Linked DNA regions of Homo sapiens: region 1 is linked to region 2. A link is an interaction called in ENCODE POLR2A ChIA-PET data of the cell type or tissue named here. Cell type or tissue: Panc1. All regions are shown on one strand. Links, peaks and the distances in the headings refer to the core of each region. The heading gives the core; the rest is flanking DNA. Region 1 overlaps ASIC2 (acid sensing ion channel subunit 2). Region 2 overlaps ASIC2 (acid sensing ion channel subunit 2).

Region 1 (8,332 bases), core at 159-8,158, 52 kb before region 2:
AAATCCTTTTTAATTTCCTAACAGGTGGTTTGTGAGGCTGGAAGAGGAGTTGAAACTTGTTTGTAATTATTGTGTGGTGTATTTGCATTTCTAATTGCGCTGAGGGACACTGAAGGCCAAGCTTCCAGTCTCTGGGCTGTCTTTCACCTGCGCCGCGGTGCTGAGTTGTTGGCGGCGGCGGCAGCGTCTTTTCTCCAAGCAGCACCTGTGAGAGCAGCAGCTCCAGCTGGAGTCCCAAGACTTCCAATCAACATAGAGAGCCACAGGGCCTGTGCCTGCGTGGGTTTGCTGTAAGGAGCCTGTAACGCATCGAGGAGCCCAGCGCCCAACCCCACACCTGGCATTGGCTGGGTGCTCAATAAATGCTGGCTGACCACGGCTGTTCCTGAACGAATCCTTATCTCGCTTATCTGATTCAAGCGCCGGGTGGGCGCACTGTGGGCTGGCAGCAAGGGTTCCTGATGCCAGGACTCTTGGATTTGCTCCACAGGTGTCTGCGCATCCATCTGGAAACTGAGCATCTGTGCAGGGAATCCATTTCCTCTTCTAACTTCTGAATAGCTTTAGATACTTCTGACTTCTGAACCCCTTTAGATGTATGCTGTCATTTACCAGGAACATCCTAACATTGATGATTGAGGCTTCTTTGGCCATTTCTGCCTCCACAAGCCTTACTTTTTTTTTTTCTTTTTTCTCTTCTTTCTTTCTTTCTTTTTTTTTTTTTTGAGACGATGTCTAGCTCTGTCGCCAGGCTGGAGTGCACTGGCAGGATCTCGGATCACTGCAACCTCAGCCTCCCGGGTTCAAGCAATTCTCCTGCCTCAGCCTCTCGAGTAGCTGGGATTACAGGCGCCTGCTACCACACCCAGCTAATTTTTGTATTTTTAGTAGAGATGGGGTTTCACTGTGTTGGCCAGGCTGGTCTCCAACTCCTGACTTCCAGTGATCTCAAAGTGCTAGTTACAGGTGTGAGCCACTGCACCCGGTCCTCCACAGCCTTTCTGTAAAGGAGTTAATGAGCCGCAGAGTACTACTTGAGTGCATTGTAAGCACTTTTTACTTAAGGCCCCAATTTAATGTGGTGGAAGGATTACAGGCTTTGAGGTCAGACCTACCATGGTTTGAATTCTGGCTCTACCACTTAGCAGCTGAGAGACTGGAGAAATCATTTAACCTCTCTGGGCCTCACACAGCTTTTAAAATCTGTCAGATGGACAAAATCATAACTTGGTTCTGAATTTCTCAAACTTAGATACACATCAAAATCACCTAGGGAGCTTGTTTTTTTTTTTTTAACCGAGTCTCACTCCGTTGCCCAGGCTGGAGTGCAGTGGCATGATCTTGGCTCACTGCAACCTCCGCCCTGCCAGTTAAAGTGATTCTCCTGCCTCAGCCTCCCTAGTAGCTGGGATTACAGGCACCTGCCACTGCACCTGGCTAATTTTTGTATTTTTAGTAGAGACAGGGTTTCTCCATTTTGGCCAGGCTGGTCTTGAACTCCTGACCCTGTAATCCACCCACCTTGGCCTCCCAAAGTGCTAGGATTAGGCATGAGTCACCATGCCTGGCTTAGGGAGCTTTTAAAAATGATCAGCTTTTAAAAATAATCATCAGTAAATGCTGGCTCGGTGTGGTGGCTCACACCTGTAATCCCAGCACTTTGGGAGGCTGAAGTGGGTGGATCACGAGGTCAGGAGTTTGAGACCAGCCTGACCAACATGTTGAAACTCTGTCTCTAATAAAAATACAAAAATTAGCCAGGTGTGGTGGCATGGGCCTGTAATCCCAGCTACTCAGGAGGCTGAGGCAGGAGAATTGCTTGAATCCAGGAGGCGGAGGTTGCAGTGAGCCGAGATTGTGACACTGCACTCCAGCCTGGGCGACAGAGCGAGACTCCATTTCAAAAAAAACAAAAACAAACAAACAAACAAACAAATCAGTGCTTGGGTTAGGCTGCAGCCAGAACTGATTAAATCAGACTGGGGAGACGGGAGGAAGGGAATATTGGATATCATGATTTTAAAAAGCTGTCTGGGTGATTCTGTTAGGTAGTCAGGGCTGGGAACCACTGCCTGAGCCTCTTGACATGCTCAGACAATGCTGGTTCAACCCTTTCCTTCCCTTGCCTTGGGAAATATAGCCTGGCTATAGTGGTTCTGGGAGCAGCGGGGGTCCCAGGCAGGTTACTGAGGCTGAGATCCAAGAGGTCAGGATGGGGACTCAGGGACTGCAACTAACTCATGAGATGGCACGTGGTCAAGGCAAAAAAACCCCCAGCACTCCCCTCCTCAGTGTCCCTCTCCCTGGTCAGTGAAATGAGAGTTCATTACCTTGCTTGTCCAACTCTAGACACCCCCAGGGAAACCAACCAATCAGGGCTTCTGACAAAATGAAGGCCAAGAATGATGTCATAAAGGAAATGATGCTAAGTTTTATTTCAGGCCAGCCTTACATCTCTTATCTCTTTGATCTCATCACAACCCTGTAGGATAGGCACCGTGATGCCCATTTTACAGATGAATAAACCGAGGCTCTTTGAGGTTAAGTAACTATGTATCCTTTAAGTACTAGAGCCACAAGCCAAGCCCAGTCTGTCCAATTCCAAAACTCTTCATCTGCCTCCTGTACATGTGGCCTTCCTTACATCAGTAAATAGCTTATTATAAGTAAACTACATCCTTATAGTTTCTTGGGTCAGACATCCTGGAGTCACCTTTGACTCCTCTCTTTCCCTCACACCCCACATCTAACCCATTGGGAAATCCCACTGAATCTGTCTTTATGACATATCAAGAATGCAAGCAGGTTGCCACCTCCCTGCTCCCACCTTGGTCTGAGCACCTCCATATCTCACCTGAAATAATGGTGGGTCTCACCACCTCTGCACTTACCCATGTTGTGTACTTGCAGCACAGCAGCTGGAGTGCTAATAACGTTTCCCCGACACTGCCCTCCCATGGCTTCCATCCCACTCTAAGTCAAAGCCACATCCTCACCATGGCCTGTACTGCCCTGCAAAAGGTAGACTCTCTGAGCTCATCACCTACCACTTCTCCCCAGGGGCTCACACTGCTTTCCTGAAAGCTCTCCAAGTACAGGCTTCTGCCCTTGCTGTTCCCTCCTCCTGGAATGTTCCTCCCCCAGCATTGACATGGCTTTCTGCTCTCCCATCCTCGTGGTTTTCAGGGTGACTCTAATGTCACCTGTTTAAAATGGAAATGAACCCACCAGCACACCCTGTCCTCCTCTCCTGTTTTATTTTTTCTCCGTAGTGCTCATCACCATCTGGTATCCTACCAGTATAACCCTACTGATTTGTTTATTGTCTGTCTTCTGTGATTAGATCTTCATCTCTTTGGCTCACTGCTCCATCCCAGGTGCCTTGTACAATGCCTAGCGCATAGGAGGTGCTCAGCAATACTTGAATGAATGAATGAATGAATGAATGAGTGAATCCTGCCACCCCCTCAAGGGAAAGGTGAGATGACTTCTGAGCAGCGGCTAGTGAAAAAACTTGGGAGACAAGGTTGGGGAGAGGTGTTCCCAGTGGGCTGCTGGATTTCCCCTACTGGTCTAGGGGGTGAATGAAGGGATGGCTCAGGAGGTCCCTGGAGTATTAACTGCTGGGCCCTGGTCTGTGGATCGCTGTGAATGCCAAAGATCTCCAGGTGGGCTCTGAACTAATCCAATAATGCAAATCCTCTGTCCTTTTAGGAGAGTGATTGGCATGGCCAAATAATTTTTACCTGTTACCAAGCCTACTTCTCAGCAACCTATAAAACGCAGGCTGTGGAGCCAAACTGTCTGAGTTCAAAACCCGATATTACTACTTGTCACCCATGAGTGACTTCGGGCAAGCCGTTCAGTCTCTCTGTTCCACCTTTGTAAAATGAAGACAATCCTTATACCTATTTATGGCATCATGAAGATTCCAGATGCCTGCAGAGAGCTTAATATAGGGACAGGCATGCGTTAGCATTCAATAAAGGTCAACTCTTGTAATTAAGTGAGGTGTAGAAATTTACTAAACATCGATACTCACAAATGGAATTCATGTGTTGCTGGAGTTTACTGAAGACTTTAATTTGGCATTCTAGCACAAAAGTCTGCATGCCAAGCAATTGGGCGGTACTGCCACACCCCCACCACACCTGAGCCCAGCTGAGAGTTTGAGTTAGTGACTGGGGATGTGCGTGGTTACCAGCGAGAGCATTGGCAGTGTTGTCTTGAGTTGCTGCTGCTTTCCAGCTGCCACCTTTCTTGCTTTGTAATGATAAATTACCATTAGTTTAGTTTCATCATTACCCATTTAGTTTGTTGTGGGTTGTTTGCTTAACAACAGTAATTTGGGCTTATGATTTTTCAATGGCTGGGTTTTAAGGCATGTATGCATTGCACTTCAACGATGCATCATCTATCTCCCTTCCTAAGGCAAATCTTTCTCTAGTCTTTCCCCAAAATCGTCTGCCTGTAACACTTTCATGTTATCTCTGAGTTCTTTTTTTTGCTAAAATACTGGGACAGATGAGCAGGAGGCTGTGAGTGATTTTACTCTGGTGAAGCGGGCTGTGGTCAAAGAGGATGGGAGACACTGTTCTAGATCAGTCTCCCCTCTCCCTCCCGTTTTATTGATGGGAAAACTGAGGCTCCGAGAAGTAAAGGATCAGAGTTCATACACGGTCGCTAAAATCTAGTCCTCCTAGTTACCTGGCCTGGGCTTCTTCCACGCCACATGACCTGCCTAGGCCAGTTCCCTTTCTCAATGGAGGACTTTGGGTCCTAACGAAAGTGCCTTGAAATTGCCCACTCTTGGGTTAGAGTTTCCTCCTGGATCTTCCAATATGGGGCTGGTTTGAAGTAGATTTATGTAGTGCATAAGAGTTGTGGCTCTATAGTCAGACTACTATATTGAACTGTGTGACTTGGATGAGTTACTTAATCTTCTTGTGCCTCAATTTCCCCAGCTATAAAATGAGGATAATGATAGCACCGACCTCCTATATCTGGGAAAATTTGGTAAGACAGTTCACATAGCATGCACAATGCCTGGCACATAGAAAATGCTCAGTGAAAGGCTGGGTGCAGTGACTCATGCCTGTAATCCCAGCACTTTGGGAGACTAAGGTGGGAGGATCGCGTGAGCTCAGAAGTTTGAGACCAGCCTGGGCAACATGGCGAAACTTCGTCTCTGCAAAAAATAAACAAATTAGCCAGGCATGGTGGTGCACACCTGTAATCCCAGCCAGTTGGGAGGCTAAGGTGGGAGGATTGCTTGAGCCTAGGAGGTGGAGGCTGCAGTGAGCCAAGATCGCACCACTGCTCTCCAGCCTGGGTGACAGAGAGAGACCCTGTTAAAAAAAAAAAAGAAAAGAAAAGAAAAGAAAAGAAAATGCTCAGTGAATAATGATTATTGTTAATATTTTTAGGTTCCAGAGCTGATGTCCCACTCCCACCTGGAACCTCTCAGGGCATTATTATGCCCATTTAATAGATAAGAAAATGGAGTCTCAGAGTTGTAGAAACTCTGAACTCAAGACTTGTGGGCATACAGGCAGAGTCCTTCTATTCCCAACACCACCTTCAGGGCTAACCTCAGTGTCTCTGTGCTTACGTTCTGCCTTGACAGTCTCTTCCTCTTCATTGGTGCTCCACTGTGTAGTGGGGCAGTCCAAAGCAGCTTTTTACACATTTCTAGGCTACTTGGAGATCATTCTGTCTTTGTTCTGCATGGGCAGAGCCTCTCTCCCATTCCATTGCAAGTGGCTTGGCAGCAGAGACTGCTATTTCTTTAAAACACATCTGAGAGAGGTGGGACAGAGCAGGAATGCCCCTCTGATAGGTTCCACCTGCCTGGTTGATGGGAAGATGGCTGGGATGGGGTTTGGATGGGGAGGCACTGACAGGTTCCAAACAGACTGCAAGCTTCTCTGTGGCCTGTGGAGTGCTGTTCATGGCGGGGGGAGAGGCCCTGGGACAATTCATGCCCTGGTCCTCCACCTCAGCTCTTGCACCTCTGAGTTGTTCAGCAAGTGTGCTTAGGGTGGACAACTGGGGCAAAGACAGAAAACACCTTCCTTTGAAACTGAAGCTAGTAAATTCAACATAAAGGAGGTGAGATTAAGCCATCAGCAGCAGAGACCTGAAACAGCTTGGAGCTGGGCTGTTGCAGCATTGAAGGGGTTTCCTAAATCTCAACACAAGCTTAGAATACAATCACCATTAGAGAAGTAGCAGCATCTATTGTTATAATAGAAGATAAAGGCCTGCTCCAGGGTGAAAGAATCAGGAATTGGCTGTCTCCTGTGCTGAGAAAGGGTGGGGGAGATGGCTAACATGCATACCTTAGTCTTTCCTGCTGGAGTGAGTAAGAGGACTAAGGTTTATAGAGCACCTACTGTATGCCAGGCAGTGTGCTAAGGATCTTGTCTTCCTTTATATGCTCCAGCCACACTAACCTTCTTTTCCTCTCAAACCTAATTTGTTCCCACTACAGAGCCTTTGCACGTGCTGCTCTTCCTGCTTCTTCTCCCTGCCCTTTGCATGCATGTCTGCTTAATACTATTCAAGCTTTAGCTCAAAGTTTGTCTTCTCTGAAAGGCCTTCTCCAACCCTAGTTAAAGCCATATCTCCACCTTGTCCCACCATCACACTCTTCCACATCACTGTATTTTATCTTCTTTAATGCACTTATCCATTCTCAAATATTTTATTTATTTCCTTGCTTATTTTCTGCTTCCCACCAATATAATGTAAGCTCTTTGAGGGCTGGGATTCTTTCAGCTTTGTTCACAAAAATATACTTGAAGTCTAGAACAGTGCCTGGCACATAGTATGTGTTCAACAAATATCTTTTACCATCTGATGGCTGGGGTCTTTCCCCACGGCATTTTATGCAAACCTCACTAGGATCCCAGGAGGTGGTATAATGGTTTCATTCTGCACACAGGATCAGGGAGCATGAGGGACTTTCTCAGTGAATAAGTAATAAAGCCAGAATTCCTAGGTTTTTTTTTTTTTTTTTTTTTTTTTTTTTGCTTCAAAACTGTGCTTTTAAGTACACCACACTGCTTCACCAGGGGAGAGACAGGGACCTGAGATCAGCATAAGGTAAAGACACTAGCCGTTCTCATAACCAAGATCCCTTCAGCTTCCATCAAGCAACCATCTGGTCTTAGGCTGGCTTTCTAAGGACATCTTGCTGAAAGAAGAAGGTGCTGACCACCTGACGTGACTCTTTCATGTTGCCTAGCAGTCATCTCTTCCAAGGAAAGCTAATCACTGGGCATTCTATTTATCCTCCAGTCTTTTGTGAGAGCTTGGTTAATATGAGCCTCCACCCCATGCCTGCCCCTTGGAGGCTGTAACTCCTGGGGATACAGATACAATGAGCTCCTGATTAGGCACAACTGAGAAGCAAATCCTGCGGCCACCCTGTGAAGGTGAATAAGGGATGCTCAGATGACACTTGTTTCAGCGTTTTGGGCCAAAAAGCATCGCCACATAAATCTCCTCGCACGGAACATCTGCCCCACCCCAGAAAGGTGGCCCATTTCTTTCAAGTGATATCAGACAGGGCAAAATTCCTAAACAAGCAACAAATATGGATGTTGTCTGGAAGTCAGCTGTTGAAATGGCTTGCCTGGGTTCATGCTCCTCACAGCCCCCTCCTGTCTACAACTGAATCCCTGGCTTCACCCCACTCCCAGCTGTAGGCTGAGCCCTGATCCCCACTCTGGAATGTGTCTGCCCTCCTCCAGCCACTTCTCCTCAGGGCCAGCTCAGACCTGATGCTCCAGCTCTAGTTATTGGGTAAACTGTCTCACACTCGGACTTGGCTCACTATTGAATGTCAATTCCAGTGACTGGGAATGCATTTCACAAATTAATTGCTATTTTTGTGGGTGTCTAAAGGTGAGTGGAGTAGGTAGGGGGCCGTGGCTCCTGTTTCTCTTCCTTCCTGGTAGCAGCTCCCCTGGAGGGCAGCTTCTGTAGGTCACTCTGTGGTTCATCTGAAGACACAACCTGAAGCACACTCCTTCGTCTTTTCTGGCAATTTTGTAAGCATTCAATTTCCTTTTATGAATCCCTTTTATACCTAAAGTGATCATGGCTGTTTCTCTTTCCTGCACTGAACTCTGACTGAGAGTCTACTGGCCTGTTCTTGGGCTAAGCTTTTGGGACAAAGAAGCAAGTCAGACACAGTCCTGTCCCCAGGGTGCTCATTCTGGTGGGGTGGGAGTAGGGGGTGGTCTGAGAACTTGAAGGGGACCACTGGATAGACTTGGTGGGGGAAAGCCCCAACTCTGCAGATCATGGAGAGGGAATCTGAGTG
Region 2 (8,332 bases), core at 136-8,135:
AGACAAGCACTCAGCTGTGTGTCCAAACCAAGGCAGAGTATCCTTCCATGGCCCTGGTCTCTGATTGGGGAAGGGAGGCTCTGAGGGGATACAAATAAAGTGGCTACAGGGTGAAGTTCCAGGGTTACCCAGACACCTCTAGATTGGAGAAGCTGTTTTTAAACTGATCCTGGATGAGTTACTGGAGATCAGAATTGCCAGAAGATCAGCAGGCTGGTTTGCCCCTAGGAAACATCAATATTTTTGTTCGATTTTTGAGTGTCCCCACAATGGTCATTCCAAGGTGGTAGTGGAGAGCTCACGGGATGGGGAGCCATAGGATCCTCCTTCTGGCTCTGTCCCTTTCTAGCAGCATCACTCCCCTGCCCTTTTTCTGAGGCTTTGTTTCCTCATCTGTCAATTGTGTTTAATAATTCCCGCCCTGACCATTTCACAATGACAATGGATGTGGGTTTTGATTAAATGCAACCAGGATTTACTGAGCATTAACTATATGCCAGGCACCCTACTCAGTCTGAGGAGAAGGGCTTATAAAGGAGAATCCCACAATATCCCCGTCCTTAAGCGATTCATTTAGTGCGAAGAGGACGGACGGAAGTGGTGAACGGCGCTTTATCCTAGCGCTTTCTCATTCTTTGTTTCATTTAAAGCATTGATGGCTGTCTGAAGTAAGCAGAACAAATATTCTTATTCTCATTTGACAGATAGAAGAAGCTAAGGCTGTGGCAAGTAAAGTCACTTGCTGAATGATGATAATAACATCTAAAGTCTATACCCACAATTCATTTGCACAGGGTTTTCATATGTGTCATGTCATCAAATCTTCAAAACATCCCTGCGTGGTAGGCCTTATTACTATTAGACCTGTATTGTAGACAAGAAAAGAAACAGGGACAGACTGTCGGTTCCTGGAGAGAACAAACCAGACCATCTTCATCTATGTATTCTTAGCACCAAGAATGGCATGAAGCAATAAAAGCGGCTTGTAGCAGATGCTTTCAGTGTCCTGCCCATACCGCCTTGGACTTAACCATTTTAGTGCACACTGGCCCCGTTTCCAACCATCGGCACCTGCATTTCTTTATCCAAGGGCTCTCTCTGACAGCCAAGAGCCAAGAGCACTTGTTGGCCAGAAGTGCTAGAAAGTAGGTGCCTCTCAGGAGTTGCTCTCCACCAAAGACTCCATCACCCTTCAGGTGGGAGAACTCCAAGTGCATGCTCCACCCTGGCTCCTGGAGATCCCAGTGGGATTAAGTCCCAATGGCCCATGGTGCCAACTTGATTAATAATGTACCTGGTTTTGGTTGTTTTTCTTACCTGTCTTATTTCCCTGTTTCCCTATCTGTGTTTCTTGGGATCATCTCCCAAATAAACTACTTGTCCTTTTTTCAGAGTCTGCTTCTAGAGGAGCCAGACTAAGACTGGTTTCAGTGATGGCTTATGGGGTGAGTGGATGAGTGAATGGAGAAGTGAGAGGCTGTGTCCTATCCCCTGACCCCCTGACTGGGGGAGGTAAAGGGAAGGGTGTTGGTTATAACCTTGATGTGTTTGTTTCATGGGGACTGAGGTGGGTTTGGGAAGGTGCATCTTACCTGCTGGTGTTGGTGTGAAGATGCAGAGGAAAAATACTACAAATCTGTTACTGAAGGTTAAAGTCAAGAACATGATTCCAGGTGGGGTAATCAATCTACAATGCTTAAATCCCCTCCCCTGGCCATCTAGTTCTTTTAGAACAGAATGCAAGCTCCTTACTCAGGGCTTGCCACCCTCCCCAACCCATCCCAGACTCGGTGCCGCAGTCCTACATCTTCTGCTCCCTGAACACCTGGAGCACTTCCCTCCCTTGGGACACCTTCATTCTTGCTGGCACTTTGCCTGGAATGCTCTTTCCCTCAGAGCTTTGCTTGGCTTACTTTTTCTTTTTCCTTTAGGTTTCAGCTTCAAAGTGACCTCCTTAGAGGTTGGTTTGCTGACCAACAAAGTCAGTCACTCCCTATCTAATCACCTTATTCTATTTTTATCATAAAATTTGTATTTGCAGAATATTTGCTTATTATTATTATTATATTTATTATTATTATTAACTTGTTCTCTATGTAAAATGCAGGATCTATGAAAGACATGATCAGTCTTGTTGACTGATGTAGTCTCAGCCCTCAGAACAGGGCCTGGCACATAGCAGATGCTCAGTAAATATCTGTTGAATGGAAAAAATGAAGGATAAGCTAAGGAGATGACAGTGATGGGCAGAGGTGTGGAGGAGTTCCAATTGTCCATGGTGCCGACTTGATTCATAGTGTACTTGTTTTTGGTTGCCTTCCTTTCCTGTCTCATTTCCCGGCCTTCTCTATATATGTTTCCAGGGCCAGTGCATTTGGCTGCCTTCTAATGCTCTGGTGTGTATTTATTTGGATCAGCTGCTTGTCTTTATGAGTTGGTGGCAGGTTATGTGAATGGCCCAAGATCACTCTTAGAGGTAGAAGAGCCAGAACTCAAGCCTCGAAGCCCAGGAAGCCCATGCTGTTAACTACCATCCTACATGACATCCGTTAGGGTTTACTCACTAACCCTGAGCTAAGACTTTCTGACTCTTTCTCCCAGTCTTCTGCCATGTCACAGAGATAGAGGCTATTATTCTGGTTGCTGGGATATTTAAAACTTTATTTATAAGTTGTTCCAGTTTTGTTTTTTGTCAACTTATGAGCAAGTCTATAGGTCAGCCATACAAATAATTTGTCCTTGTGGGGGAAAAAAAAACCCATGTTGCATAAAAAGGAATGTCCCACCTTAAAGCCTCTAGACCATGGTTTTTCAGTCTCAGCACTATTGACATTTATAGCCAGATAACTCTTTGTGACAGGGGACAGTCCTGTGCATTTTAGGATATTTAGCAGCATCCTTGACCTCTATCCACCAGATGCCAGTAGCTTCCCCTACTTATGACAAGCAAAAATGTCTCCAGGCACTGCCAATTGTCCCGTGGGGGCCAAAACTGCCACCGCTTAAGAACCACTGCCTTGAGCTATAGGAAGGCAGGTGCCATGTTTGTTTTGCTTATGATCATATCCTTAGTGCCTGACCCAAGTTAAGTGCCCCATAAATATTGGTTGGGCAACAGCATGAATACATGAGTGAATAGTGAATGAATAAATGAATGCATGAACATAGCCAGTGTCCTTAGACTGAGTTTCCTGAATCCCCTGACCTCACCAGCTGCTCACTTCCTCTGTTTTCCAACATCACGTCATCTGCTGACCTAACTGACCAGTCACAGCTCTGGTGTAATTATTCACCTGGCTTCCCATAAACTATGTCCAAATAGGGAACAACTCCTGACTTGGTCTGTTTTGGTCTTGAGCACAGAATCCAGAAACCTCTAACTTTAACCCCGAAGTGGAAGAGGGAAAAGAGACAGAGTGCAGGAGTGTAAGCAGCAAATGCCCCCACCCACTGGGGGTCATTTACAGTCTCTGGGATCCAATTAACAAAGAAAGTTTCTGAGTGGCCACTTTCCCCACGTCGCCCATGTTTCTCCACCTCACAGACACCAGTGGAGCCAGTACCCATTAGGCAACATTACTCTGCATAATGAAACAACTGTACTCAAATCCAGAATAAGAAAATGGGAAGCTTCTATGAAGACTTTAAGCTGCTCAAGTTCACTCAGCTTCAGCTAATGAAAATATGAGCCGCCTCTGAGCTGAGCCTACTTCCTCATGTGGTCCAGTAAATATCTTAATATCTCCAGATTCCTTCCTGCCTTCTAAATTGTGTGCATCACATCTGACATTTGCAAGTTATCTATGATGTCTGCAAGATTAAACCAGCATGAAAACTCTCCATCTGCACTCTCATCCCCTCCACCCCCCAACCCAGGCTGCCAGGCTGAGCTAGAATGCCTGAGACTGTGAAAGCTCAGCCCATATGGGTGAGACTGGAGGCCAGCTGCAGACCTTTGAGGGTGCAATTCCCCACCATCTCTATTTGCATCGCACATGCTGAGGGATTTAATTTCAAGTCCTGGCTGAGTGAGCACCTTCTACTTAGCAGGGAATATGGGGGCAGACAACGAGGAGGGAGGCTTGGCCCTGCCCTCCAAAGGAAAGCCTCACCCTTCATAACAAAGGGCACACCCATCGTGTGCAGGACCCTGCCTAGATGCTCCCTATATACCCTCCCAGGAATTCCTCAAAAGAAAACAGGCGTGGGCGGGTACCCTTGTTTCCCACTTGAGAAACTAGTGGGCTTTGAGTCAGTCATGAAGCTACTACTTAGAGGGATTTGACTCAGGCTAGACTCTTCCCAGAGCCAGTATGTGGCTTTCAGTCTTTGACCAGGAAGACAGACATTTGATGACTTAGCTGTCTATAGCAAGGCAGGATGAAAGAAATGCCAAATAAAGGTATAAGCAATGCCCTGTCAGGTACAGAGAAAGAGGGGATTAATTCATGTGGTGGACTTAATGAGTCCAGGCTTGAAGAACAAAGAGGATTTTCAGTAGTGGAAAATGGGGACAGTTCCAGGGGTGACGGATAGCATGTGTGACAGCGCAGAAGTGTGTGGCCCTTCCACGGACCAAGGGGTTTGTGGAGAGAGTAGTTAGTAGAGGGATGAGGCTGAAGGTGATGCAGCTGTGTATTGGACCCAGCTTGCATAAGCTCAGGTGAGCTGTGCTCACCTTTCCCAAATTGGTGTTTGGTGATATCATGTTGATGGCTTCAAGTCAGCCATGGAGGGGGCATTTACATCACGGAAATGGGCACTCAGGACTCCTCCCCTCCCTGAAAGCTGGTCGTTAAACATTAACCAGCGCACGCTAGGTATTGGGGGACATCACCACCAAGGTGACCCCAGGGATCTGAGGAAAGTAAAAATGCCTTATCTGAATAAAGATAGGATAAAGTAAACATCTCTTTAAATGAAAAAAAAAAAAAAAAATCAAAGTGAAGATCTGACCTGCTGGGGATTCTCAGCAGGGAAACAGGCAGAGCAGGCAGCCCCGTTCATCTATTCCCAATATTGCATTATCTCAGACTCACTTATTCAGAATTCTCTCACCACAGATCAGCAGTTTGCCTCCTCCATTACCAGCTAATCCAGATGGACCTGGTGCTAACTTAATTTCCAGGATAATGGAGTCCTGATCTGTTTGCACAATTGGCTCTTGCATCCCGAAAGTATTTGCTGAATCCTTAAAATCAATGAGGCTGTGCTAGACCACCATACCCTCCTTCCCAGTGAAGACGGGTTCCAGGATCCCCCTAGTGCCTGGCTGCCTACATTAAACACCTACAGTACACCAGCTCCATGCTGGGTGCCTGGTGTGGATCCTATCGATCCTCACTATGGCCCAGGAAGGGTGACTTCCATTTTACAGAAGAGGAAACAGGAGTCTCAGGAAGGGCAGAACTTTGCCCAAAGTTACACAGGTAGCAAGCGCCAGAGCTAGGATGGGACTCCCTGTCTGTCTCTAAGGCTCCCAATCTTTGAATTACATTTTGTTACTATGAGTGGTAGGCTGGATAACTGTCTGCACAGATATCCACGTCCTAATCCCTGAAATCGTGAATATTACCTTATAAGGCAAAAGGAACCTGGGAAATGTGATTAAGGTAAGCTCCTTGAGATAAGAAGATTATCCTGGATTATCTGGGTGATCTCAATGTAGTCCTGAGGGTCCTTGTAAGAGGGAGGCAGAAGGACATGTGACCACAGAAGAGGAGATGGCACCTACGATGGAAGCAAAGATTGGAGTGATGTGGCTACAATCCAAGGAATGTGGCGGCCCCTAGAAGCCGGAAGAGGAAGGAATGAATTCTTCCAGGGAGCCTTCAGAAGGGGCCAGCCCTGCTCACACCTTGATTTGAGCCCTGCAAGACTCCTTTCAGACTTCTGACCTCCAGAACTGTAAGAGAATAAGTTTCTGTTGTTTTAAGCCACTAAACTCGTGACAGCAGCAATAGGAAACACACACTTTCCAAAGCAAGAGGAAGAGAAATGAATCAAGACATCAATATGAGAAAGGAATGGGGTATGAGAAGCATGTGTCAAGGGCAAGAAAGGAATGGGCTGGCCTGCAGGTGTCCTTGGCTCTCTCTAAGCACAGGAGGTCTGAGCAGGGGCCTCTGCTCCCTCCCCTTTCCCTTATCCTACTCCTCCTAGCCACATTGACTTCAATTTGAACCAATGCATTCTATAATTAGGACAAGCATTCCTTTGCCCCCTGATGGAAGAAAAGGAGGTAACTGAGTGATAGAGGCCAGCACAGGCTCAAGCACTGGAGTTCTGTCTCAGCTCTGCCAGCCACTTTCTCTGTGATCTTGGATAAAACACTTTATTTCTCTGCAAGTGTCGTGACTTCTCAGATCCCGCCCCCAGATTTTTATATCTATGTGCTAAGCAAACTAATCGTATAAACACAGTTTGGGTAGAATATTGAGCCCATTAAAAGAGCATCCAAAACACACTCTGTGCAGATTATTTTCATTCAGCTTTTATGAAAGCAGGTCTTGAGGCTCCTTGTGTTGGCCTCTCAAAGCTGCAGGCTGGATAACAATCCCACAGGGGGAAGCTCCAATGCACATTAATATGGGAAGATTTCTCTGGCTGCCAGGGCCAGGAGGTGGGCATAGACTGGTCCTAAGAACTGAAGGTGGAAAAAAAACCTTGCTTGGAAAGACCAGAAACAAGCCCTGGTGGTTCGTAGATCTGAAGGCTCTGAAGATGAGCTTGCAGGAACAAGAGGGGCTGGCAATTTCAGGGAAGAGAAGGAAATGATGATGGGTTCAGCAGTGGGTGTGTTAGTGGCCAGAACTCTCAGAGTTTTCATGGGCCTGTTCTTTTAGCCATTGGAAGCTGGGCCTTGCAACAATGATGAGACAAGGCCTGGGAGTGAAGCTCAGTGGCTGTAGCATGGCTTAACTGAAAGACCATGACCTAGGTTCCTGATAGCTTAGTCCCTAGTTCAGGTCCTGTTACCATCGTCCTGCGGTCTCTAAGTGTCTTAAATGTTTCAACTTTAGCTTTCTGATCTGCCAACTGGGTGAGTGATAATAGCTCTGTGGAGCTGGTGAGCTCCCCTTCTTTCCCCCTTTCCCCTTCTTTCCACCCAGGCTGGATGTTCCAGCTGCCAATCTCACCGATTCTTAGTTTGTGTCTCTGGAAAATGGGGTTGCTCATCAGAAGGTTGACGCAAGGTTTAATGAGACAGGATAGGTAGGTGGTCCAAGCCCTGGAATACTGATTCTCTCCCTGGCCCCTCTGGGCATTCTCACAAGTTGAGAGAATAACAAGATATGATCAATAACCCAGAGATATGACACCCAGAGGTGAGTGTGCTGCTGTTATTCTTTCTGAGGGGGGCTGAGCCTATGTGGCAGGCGATCCTTGATGGTATAATGTGCACACTTCCCTGAGCCCACCTGGTTGTTCTGCCAAGTGTGGGGTTAAGTTCTTGTCCATCTCTCGTGCCCAGGGTAGCATGGCATGCACAATGACTGGGACCTAAATGGCAAAAAGCCTGCTATCCAAGCTCAGAAACATCCCTGGCTCCCATCTGAGGCCTCTGCCAGCAGCTCTGGGAACCCAGCAATAAATTAGAATGTCAGCATGATATGGGGTCAGGTGCTACATCCCACCAAGACTACACCCTCTTACTTGTACCCTTGGCTGTCTCCTCCCCAAGATGCTCCTCTTTTTCAGACACATAATACAACACTGGGCTGATGGCCTGAAGGCTGACTTCTCAGTGGCTGCAGCCTCCTGGGCTGACTTCTAAGGGAATAGGTGAATCTGCTCATCCTCTCTGTCCTCTGGAGCTGGCAGACATTGTGTATGTGTGGATGAGGTGGTATATTAGAGCTCCCTGGCACCAGGCTCCTAAATCTATCCCTTTATCCTTCAATTGGTGCTGGTTATTGTGTCTGGGAAGCATACCATCATCTTCAATCTCAAAGCCTAAATCAGAGTGCCTCAAACTTTACTGTACATATGAGCTACTTGGAGATCTTGTTGAAATGCAGATTCTGATGTGATAGGTCTGGGGTGGCCTGAAACTCTGCCTTTATAAGTTCCCAGGTGATGCCGATGCTGTTGATCCCAGAGTCACAGGGACCTAAGGGGTCACCTGGAGGGAATGACAGAAACCACAGAGCTCAAGAAGAAGGAAACTAAAATTGCATGTCTGCTGCATGCCAGCTGCTGTGCTAGGTGGGTGAAAGTAGCCACCTTCTTAATCCTCCCAACAGACTTGCCAGGAAAGGATTAGGATTCTAATTGCACAGACCAGAGAACAGAAGCTCAGGAGCTACAGACATACACCCAGAGTCACACA

Evidence for each region. Peaks named below come from ENCODE experiments on the same cell type or tissue, not always from the same donor. Only the 100,000 strongest peaks of a DNase experiment are listed, where the experiment ranks them.
Region 1: POLR2A ChIA-PET joins it to region 2 with 5 read pairs; 3 of 35 experiments call an interaction of 5 or more read pairs at or near these places.

The regions. Positions count from the first base shown.
Region 1 is chr17:33,154,854-33,163,185 of GRCh38, forward strand. The region is part of intron 1 of ASIC2 (acid sensing ion channel subunit 2); the gene reads right to left. Among named protein-coding and RNA genes, the nearest start is that of ASIC2-AS2, 47 kb to the left of the region's middle. In Panc1, for the core only: no CTCF peak of the experiment used is centred there; no DNase peak of the experiment used is centred there.
Region 2 is chr17:33,206,616-33,214,947 of GRCh38, forward strand. The region is part of intron 1 of ASIC2 (acid sensing ion channel subunit 2); the gene reads right to left. Among named protein-coding and RNA genes, the nearest start is that of ASIC2, 83 kb to the right of the region's middle. In Panc1, for the core only: no CTCF peak of the experiment used is centred there; a DNase peak (open chromatin) is centred at 3,269.